Regions from separate parts of the Homo sapiens genome. Here region 2 is linked to region 1. The links are chromatin loops, found by intact Hi-C in ENCODE. Cell type or tissue: PC-3. All regions are shown on one strand. Region 1 overlaps DNAH8 (dynein axonemal heavy chain 8). Region 2 overlaps DNAH8 (dynein axonemal heavy chain 8).

Region 1 (5,000 bases):
GTGAAGGGAGGGAGAGCATCAGGAAAAATAGCTAATGCATGCTTGCTTAACACCTATGTGATGGGTTGATAGGTGCAGCAAACCACCATGGCACATGTTTACCTATGTAACAAACCTACACATCCTGCACATGTACCCTAGAACTAAAATAAAATAAAATAAAATAAAATAAAACAAAATAAAATAAAATAAAAAAGAAACCAGTTTCTTTCTATACAGGAAGTGTCAAAAAAATGTTCATAACATTTTGGGTCACTATCATATCATATTCATAACTACTTAAGTGACGAATTTATGTTTACCTTAAGTTTATCCAACCTACTATCATGCAGAAAGTAAAATTAGTGCTAAGGTTTATTTTAATTTTTAACTTAAGATCATCATAGTAGAAAAGTGATTTAAAAATCCTTTTCACCCACCACCCAAAGCCAGGAAAAAATGCCTGCACGTTATGTTTAAGATGAAACATACTATTTTTTAAATGCAAAAGGTATCAAACATATAAAATAATTTAAAAATCTATATGCTATCAAATCCAAAAAGGATCAGTAAGATCATTGACTAATTTTACATTCTTACTTTCTTCCTTCTTCAGCAGTTTTCCTGTGTTTTGATGGGTCACGTCAGTAGTGGTGGGGCTGGGAATGACAGACTTGATGGGACGGATTTGCTGTTGCCCCCAGTGAGCCACTCCTCTGCTGACCTCCAGGGTTAACTGGATCATACGGTTAATGGCTTGTTGAATGTCATCCAAACTAGGAATCATCACCTGTGGAAAGAAGAAACAAATGTGTAATACTGCCGGCACATACAGTCCATCCCTCAATTTTCACCACCTCCATTCCCCACTGAGTGGGGCAAGCCTCGGCTGGCCCAGTGCAAGGCTGATTTGAGGGGGAGAATGATAGAGGAAGATGGGGAGGATGCAGATTTTCTCTATCCTGAAGTTTTCCCGCTATCGATTCCTGCAAGCCTCATTACACCACGAGCTAATGCGGACGTAACTTTTTAATAACAGATAGAAATGACATTTTGATTTTGTTAAAAAGGTCAAACTAGTACTTGTCATCCTTTTCCCCATGAGGGTGGCAGAATGCAGTGGGAAATTACAGACTATGTGTTAGAGATCTATGAAACAAAGTAACTGAAGAAGCTACACCACCAAGATTCTGACCTCAGTTCTTTGAAATGTGCCAAATAAGCTAAGAAGGTATCCTTCAGGAGGTCAGACCATGTAAAGGTGGTTTTAGGTGAGTCACGGACCGTTTCTGCCTGGCCTTATCCTTTGACCCATCGCAGAATGCAGCTCAGCCATCCCATGTGGCTTGGAGTTCCAGATGCCCATCAGCAGCTGGGGTAGTTGTAAAGATAAGTGCCATGGGAAGACACGGGTGATTCAGATGCTCAGGGCACAGGCTCTTTTTGTCTTTCTCTTCTGCCATCCTTACCTTAGTGCGTTGCCTCACAGTCATGTGTTTGAGGTAGGGATCTGGACAACTGTGATGATTTTATTTAGATAATTTAATGTCTGAAGTAAGAAAAAGCAAGGCAATTTGTAGGGTGCTTGCTAACTGCTGGCAGAACAGATGCCTAACTCAATTCTTTCACGAGTCCTTCAATACATCATGAGCTAATACAGAAGTAACTTTTTTTTTTTTGACAGAGTCTTGCTCTGTCGCCCAGGCTGGAGTGCAGTGGCATGATCTCAGCTCACTGCAACCTCCACCTCCCAGGTTCAAGCAATTCTCCTGCCTCAGCCTCCCAAGTAGCTGGGACTACAGGCACCTACCACCACAACTGGCTAATTTTTGTATTTTTAGTGGAGACGGGGTTTCACCATGTTGGCCAGGATGGTCTCAAACTCCTGACGTCAGGTGCTCCACCCGCCTTGGCCTCCCAAAGTGTTGGGATTACAGGCGTGAGCCACTGCACCCATCCCAGAAGTAGCTTTTTCATAACAGATATAAATGACATTTCCAATTTGTTAAATAGTGAGGGAAAGTGAAAAAAGACATAGGACCAAAATGTTACCTAAATGAAAGCTCAGTTCTAGTACTATACTTCTTAAGCACCTTATCAAATTATCAGTGTATTTAATAATACTTACCACATTAGGAATTGCAAGATGTACTTCACTTTTTATAAAGGAAATAATATCTTCTGACTGCTTTCGCCCATAAAGGCTGCAATGAGATGGACATTTAGCTGATGAACCTTACCCTAAAATTTCATTGTTAGTTTATTATGCTACAAAATTCAGTCCGAACAATAAAGATCATTTTTAAAAGGCCAAATTACACAAAGAGAATATTACTTATAACAGAACCCTAAATTGCAGAGAACTAAGAAAATACAATGACCCAATAGTCTTAGAAGTAAAATAGTAATCTCATATACATTTTCTACTATTTTAATGTTGTTCTTTCTCAGTAATAACCTTTAACAATGTTTACTAAAGGCATTCTTTGTTCCCAGCCCTGCAACAGATACAAGATGAGATCACCAGCATATACTTTTATATGCTTCTTTATCTATATTTTCACAAGATTAAACAGGAAGTTTCTGGTCCATGCTTTCCAAAAACCGCGTTGTTAAACAATATCACTCATGCACAGACAGCAGCACAGACGCCTGAGTCCAGTTATGAAGGACACATGCAGAGCTGCAAATTAGTCTGGCTAGCATAGCTCCCTCTGTCTTAACCTCCACCCCTATCCCAGGCAAAATTATAATAAATGTAAACTGTCCATTCTCTTTTTCTCTGGGAGTGCAAGAAATACCGTCATTACTGAAAACTTACACCTCCATTTCTAAATACAAGCAGATGGGGGGTGGGAGGGGATCACAAGAAACATAGAGGCCACAGTTCAAAAGTGAAGACCCAACTTTTAGCACTCAGGGCCAATGGTTCCCAGATAAACGTATTATTGGAAAGGACTGAACAAAAAGAAAGCAAGCAAACAAAACCCCTCAATTCATAGTGTCCCAGTGAAATTCAAGATGTTGCAATAAAATTAGTGTGGGCATTGATTCAAAGTGTGTAATTTGAGAATAAGAAAGAGTTTTCATAAAGTATAAAGGAACAGTTGAATAATAAAGGCAGTGAACAGTGCACTAGATCATTTGGTACCTTATATAGCAAATTAGAGAATCAGCTGAAGGTATTCTCCAAAATTTCAGGTGCAAAATACAAAGAGAGAGAAAATACTTAGAGAAAAGGTAAGAATAAGTAACATTTATTGAATGTTTTAATGTATGCCAGCCACTTTCCATAGATTACCAGTTCATGTTCACATTAATTCTGTGAGGCAGACCCTACGATTATTATTCTTTCCATATTGTAGATAAGGAAACCAAGGTAGGGAGAGGCTAAGTAATTTCCAGAGAGTCACTCCGCTCAGAGATGCTTACTACCTAGATACGGCACGTGAATACTGTGTAGATATGGGAAATTAAAGCAAAGCACTCCTTTAACCTTAAGAATAGGCTTTTTTTTTTCATCTTCAAGAGATTCTCTAGGTGCCTGACAGGATTAATGGGGGGAAATCCACCTGCATCTAAACATACAATTTGTGAATTTCAAGAATAAAAGAGAAATCCTGTCAGCATCAAAACAAATACAAGTTGTTAGTTGGAAAGGAAAATCGGATTCGCAGCAGAACTCTCCTCTAAAAACTGAAACCAAAGAAGCCAATGGAGCAGCCTCTGTAGAGCGTGACAGAAAGGGATTCTGATCCCAGAAGACCAAGCTAGCGTTCGTGTGTGGGCATAAGAGAAAGACATTTTAGACAAGTAAGGGTTTTTAGTACTATCCTCATGTATGCCTCCTCAAAAATTGCTAAATTGCCGCAGAACTTGTAAATCAATGTAGCATAGTGAGTTCATACTTCAAAAAAGCTTCTTTTTGCCAAACTCATCACAATCATGGATGGGAGATAAAGGACATGAGAATGCTCAAATACAAGGTAAGCATCTCCATGAAGTAGAAATGGAGAGAAACTCAAGGACAGCCTAGCCAGGGTTCCGGGCTGGAAAGAGGCAGTGACCGTGGGGAGGTTGGCTCTGGTGGAATATAGAGGATGGACAGGACTCAATGAGGGATGGGGCCTCGGCCAGCCTCACTACTTAAGGCCAAAAACTAAGATGATGCTCTCCCATCTGTCTTGCAGATGATGCTGCAAGACAAAATGCGTCAACTTACTTCCTGCAGCTATGGCTTTTCCAGGAGATGCAGACCTGGGGCAAAAGAAGCACATCCACAAATTCCCTGATAAGTAACTAAGTTAGGCTACCCGTGTGCTCCCTAGCCAAACCTGCCATACCCCCAGTATCTCTCCAGGGGCCAGTAACTGTGAAGAAATAAGACCTGGTTCTGTACTCAGGGTTCCAAGTGTCATTTAGAGGCAAAAGTGAAACTCATAGATAGGGAGAGAGAGAAGGAAAAAGAAACACAAAAACAAAGCTCTCGCTCAAAGAGAGCCTGCACATTAAAACCCAAGTATGCGTGAATATGTCTAAGGGTAAGAAAGAGAGCTAACGAAATCCAAAAACGAAACAGAAACTCACTCTAGATAAAAATTAATGTCCAGATAACAAGCTCTAAAGTAAGGGAAAATGTTCAGTGATATATGAAGACTCTTCCAAAAAAATAAAAAATTTGCTAAACTAAAAAGGCAGAAATAATACCATATCTGGAGGATAAGGAAAAAGTATTTTTTCTTGAAATATTTAAGATGCCACAGATGACAAAATCTTTAGAATAGATACAGAGATACTGCCCATAATGTAGTTCAGAAAGGCAAAAAGATAACATAGATGACAGAGTCATTAGGAGACAACGAGAAGAGAATGAGAAGCCCCAACATATGAAATAACCACATGTCCAGTGTGCCCAGGACAGTTCCAGATTCACTGTGTCCTGGCACCTCATCTGGACAGTGCTCCTTCACTCACAAAAGTTCCATAGTTGGAACAATAAGTTATGTGGTCATTCTACCCAA
Region 2 (5,000 bases), 58 kb before region 1:
GAGGGGAGGGAAGGGGAGGGAAGGGAAGGGAAGGGAAGGGGAGGGAGGGGAGAAAGAGAGAGCGAGAGAGAAAGAAAGAAAGAGAGAAAGAAAGAGAGAGAGAAAGAAAGAAAGAGAGAAGGAGGAAGGAAGGAAGGAGAAAGAGAAAGAAAGAAAGAGAGAAGGAGGAAGGAAGGAAGGAGAAAGAGAAAGAAAGAAAGAAAGAAAGAAAGAAAAAGAAAGAAAGAAAGAAAGAAAGAAAGAAAAGAAAAGAAAAAGGGAAAGAAAGAGGAAAGGAAGGAAGAAAGGGAAAAAACAATGCTACAACTACTTGTCAGATAATTTTTATTTAAAGATTTTCCTTACCTGTTATATGCTAAATTTCCAAAGCCAAAATTGCCTCCCAAGTTTTCTTGATTGCAACAGGCCCCTTTCTGTTCTTTCCCACGAAGCTACCAACTTTATTTATTTTTATTTACTTATTTATTTATTTTGAGACAGGGTCTCACTCTGTCGCCCCAGCTGGAGTGCAGGGGTGTGTGTGTGTGTGTGTGTGTGTGTGTGTGTGTGTGTGTGTAGGTGTATGTGTTATTTTTTATTTATTTTAAAATTTAATTAATTACTATATTTTATTGACTGTCATTATTATACACACTTTATGGGACAGGTCACTAAACCTGACAATGGGAAAGATAGTTCATTCCCCTTCCTCTGACAACATCCCTCTGGGAAGTGAAAATAATAGAGAAAACAGTAAGATCATTAAGAAGATCTTTAATAGAAATCAAAATTATCAGAGCTTTTACAGCCACATCATCAAATGATTTTTATGGACTGTCTGAACTTTCTATTTCAGATGGCTGTAAACTGCAACTGAGTGAAAAAAAAATCAAAATCGAAGTAGTAAATGTACAAAAAAAAATCTTACTTGCACAATATAGTTGCACTCCAAGAGCTGCATTTTGGGATTGAGATTTAGCTTCATATATGTGTATGTATCTTCAAAGACTTTCTCATACAGTGTCAGGAATACAGCAGCTTCCTGTGCAGTGCGTTTCTTCAACCATGCCTGCAACAAAGAAACAGAATCTGTGTTTATTGAGAAAGTGAAACGTGGAGAGACTCTGAGGGTTCTTCTTCCCATCTCTCTGCCCCACCTGTAAGATTGGCCTCCAGCTGAGAGCAGAGCTGCTGATATAGACCATGCCCATCCTAGAAACCGTGGCAGGAGAGGCGTTCTCGATATTGTGGACTTCAAACAGAAGCTTACAACTAGGGGCCATGGGAATGCGATCTCCATTAGCTAACGTCAGAGTTTTATTGTCATCCAAAACGGAATTTAAGTTCTCAATCCAGATGGCATCCACAGGACCATCTAAAATGAGGAAAATGTTTTCACCTGAAAATAATTAAAACAGAAAATCACTTTTCACTTGCAAGTAATTAAAATGGAAAAATCAAAAAAATACTGTGTTAATACGCTAGCAGGGAAAAAATGATCACAAAGGAGGTTTGTGTATACCTTTTTTAGCTTTTAATGTTTTTCTCCACAGAGTAGAAAAAATCCCATCTGTCCAGTCATTGGTAGCAGTGTCCAGTCTGCCAAACATCTGAGGTGCAGTAATGGCTTTTGGATTCATTCGCATTTCTCTATGAGGCCTTCCGCATTCTGTTTGCGCCTTCATTAGAATCGTGATAACGGTTGTCTTTCCAGAACCACTGGGCCCAAGAGTCATCAAGCCATGCCGTACCAAAGACGTCTCATATAACTACACAATTAACCAGTAAATTAAAATATGTAATTTATGAGTCTCTTGCTGACATTCATAGTAGCTACTTGAAGATTAAAGGCTTTAATAAGCTCTTCATTAACGTAACTAGTTCACTATTTTTAAGTTGTAAAAAATGTTGTTTTACTAGATGTGCATAGCAAATGAGCACCACGTTATAAAACGATATGTGCTAAAGTAATAACAATGTGGAGCTTGAATTACATTTTGGAAATAATTAACTCAGCATCTAGTTTTTGCTTCTTGCGTGATGATTCCCTGTGATTTTGGCTTGTTGGTCTATAACCAGCAGTTGTTCCATGCGCAAACTTTCTCGGCATCCAATGTGATGATATCGCCCCTTAGTGGTGGAAAGCAGCAACGCAGAGCATCACAGTGAAGATCCGTTTCAAAGGGGCCTTCTAATTCCCCAGAAGTACATCATGAATGAGGATTCCTGTGCAAGTGATTTATTCAGGTAGTGCTCCCAGGAGAAACCAGTAAGAGAAGAGGAAAGCAGGACAGGAATGGGAAGAAGCCAAGCAAGGTGTGATTGAGGACAAAGCCCTGTAGAGGACAGACTTGAGCCTGATCCCTCGGGAGACTGGAGTGTAACTTACACCTCAAAGATTGCTCCACCTGGAACCAGGCAAGCTTGACTTTCCTACTCCATCAACTCTTAGAGACGTTTGTTTGGGGGTGGATGGGAAATAAACTCCCGTGCAGCACCTACTCTTTGTGCCTGCCAACAAAATGGCTCCAGGCCTCCTTTTGCTATTAGAAGCGAAAACACACAGAAGCTGGGCAGGGGCACGTGGAAATGGTACAAGAGATTCGAGGAGACATGCTAGGATCATGGACAGCCGCTGCTATAACATCCCGTCTGCAGTTTTCTCATTAAAAAAATTAAGAAGTCAAAGGTCTGACAGCTGATCAGAGGGAGAGTGAGTTATTCTCCTAACATTTTGGACAGAAATGTATTACCATTGTAAACTATAGTTTAAAAGCAACAGAGGCACTGTTCCTGACATGTTCAAGAGCAATGTTATTGACATCAACAAAGAACCCAAAATTCTAGTCGCCACCCATTGAGATGGCAAGAATTTTAAAACTCAGTATACTGTATGCATATCATATATAAAATCATGTTTTCCCAGAAATTTTTTAAACTCTTAAAATGGTTTCCAGTACATGAATGATGAAAAAGACTTTTCCCCCATGCACATATTTCTTTGTAAGATTTGGATGTATCTCAGATACTTGCACATCTTATAATCTGGCAAGAACAGTAAGTTAAAATAAGAATCGTTATATTAATATTTCAAATGCAGTTTTCAACAATGTCCACAATTTCAGCTCCTTAATTTTCCAAAAGCTCTGGAAAATATTCCCAAAGCATCAAGCTCATAGAGATTTAATCCTGTGTCTCTGCTACAAGTTCTTGATTCTACTGGTAATCCAATCAAGTGGTTAGATGGTTGTCACAAGGATGAAATGTGATGAACAGAAAGACACCAACATATGCAGTCAAAAGATTCAGGTTTTAGTGTAGGTGAAGGATATAACATGTCCACACACAAAGCAGGAGCAAAATAGCACTCCCAGATTCCTCAGGCTCTGCACTCCACTGAGGCACCCAGCTGCAGCCAGTACTATCAGATTGGCACAAGAAGACATCTGCGTTGTTCCGTTCCCCTAGAGTTTTTATAACCTACTATTTCCGCCCAACATTGTCACCAGGTATAAGTAAAAACTGCAGTAAATTACTGCTTGATTACTGTGAGGCAGGGTAAATCCATACTATCTTCCTAGGACCACCACATCCTTCCAAGTATTCTTTTTGCAATGATGTATATATGATGTTTTCATTTAACATTTACATCAAGTAAGACTAACTATGAGTTTTTCTATTCAGACAGGAATGTTTAACACATACTTATCATTATACTAATAATAGATTAAAATGTCTTTACCTGCACGAGTTTCAGGTTCCAGGGTGGATGGTTAATCAAACCCTCTATCTGAACCTGATGGGCTACTGCGTTTTGCAGTTCTGCATAAGTATTACTATCCAGTTGCAGTCCTGGGAACAGGTCATTGATTAAGCTGAGGAACAGGGGTTCATCTTCATCAACCTAAGGTGGCATAGTTTAAAATAAATTTACTCATTCAGTCAACAAACATTTATCAGCTAGCTGGGATGTGCATAGTACTTATCACTTCATCCCCAGAGAACCATTTATTACTCTCCTAATCAGGCTTGTATTCTCTAGTACTTTCTCCAGAATATCACTGATATGGTTTGGCTGTGTCCCTACCCAAATCTCATCTGGAATCGTAGCTCCCATAACTCCCACGTGTCGTGGGAGGGACCCAGTGAGAGGTAATTGTATCATGGGGGCAAGTCTTTCCCTGCTGTTCTTATGATAGTGAATAAGTCTCACAAGATCTGATGGTTTTGTAAACGGGAGTTCCCTTGCACATGCTCTCTTGCCTGCCGCCATGTAAAGACGTGACTTTGCTCCTCATTCACCTCCCAGCATGATTGTGAGGCCTCCCCAGCCATGTGGAACTGTGAGTTCATCAAACCTCTTTCCTTTATAAATTGTCTTTATTAACAGTGTGAGAACAGACTAATACAATCACCACTGAATCTATATTGTACCCAAAGTTCGTTAGCATTCAATGTGTTCTACAATCCTGCCCCAGTCTACTGCTCCAAAGTACGACCTCATTACTTTATCACATGAATCTTTGCTTCTCACAGTGGCATTTGCATTAACCTTAAAAATGATAATTTGTAGTCCCAACCCCATGAAATTAAAGAACGGATATTTTATTTAAATTGGGGAAATAGCCATAACCCTGCATGACTTCATCCAACAATGGCTGCAAAAGTCCATCAGGGCAGTGTTCTGAGCCTTTCTTATAAGCAGTAGGTTTGAGTACACTGACTCCAATCCTTGCTTGCAATGTCTTTAATGCATAGATTGCCCTGTTCCCAACATCTGACCCCTTATGATTTCTCTTTATTCTCTAGGGCTTTGCTGATGCTTTCTTGAGTACTTGTCTAGGAATTTCCAAAATACCATTATCTAAGGGAGGCTTAGACTGCACTCCAGCCTGGGTGACTTAGGGAGTCTAAGCCTCCATTACAGTCCATGTTGGTCATACAGGCAGTGAGGTATACTGGCAGGAGCAGTGGATTTGGCACCAGAAAATCTTATAAATTTTTGTCCCCTCTTCTCAGCT

Evidence for each region. Hi-C counts contacts between places; a loop is a spot of excess contacts. Peaks named below come from ENCODE experiments on the same cell type or tissue, not always from the same donor. Only the 100,000 strongest peaks of a DNase experiment are listed, where the experiment ranks them.
Region 2: it touches region 1 in a loop (2.0-fold over the local background); 1 of 110 quality-filtered maps calls a loop at or near these places.

The regions. Positions count from the first base shown.
Region 1 is chr6:38,811,237-38,816,236 of GRCh38, reverse strand. It overlaps DNAH8 (dynein axonemal heavy chain 8), which reads right to left. Exons shown (of 93, transcript NM_001206927.2): 25 at 2,108-2,183; 26 at 580-769. Among named protein-coding and RNA genes, the nearest start is that of DNAH8, 98 kb to the right of the region's middle. In PC-3, no CTCF peak of the experiment used is centred here; a DNase peak (open chromatin) is centred at 2,556; H3K4me3 peaks cover 1,675 bases; H3K27ac peaks cover 2,216 bases; H3K27me3 peaks cover 825 bases.
Region 2 is chr6:38,869,284-38,874,283 of GRCh38, reverse strand. It overlaps DNAH8 (dynein axonemal heavy chain 8), which reads right to left. Exons shown (of 93, transcript NM_001206927.2): 49 at 3,722-3,883; 50 at 1,502-1,748; 51 at 1,137-1,378; 52 at 908-1,048. Among named protein-coding and RNA genes, the nearest start is that of DNAH8-AS1, 81 kb to the left of the region's middle. In PC-3, a CTCF peak has its summit at 2,129; a DNase peak (open chromatin) is centred at 2,113.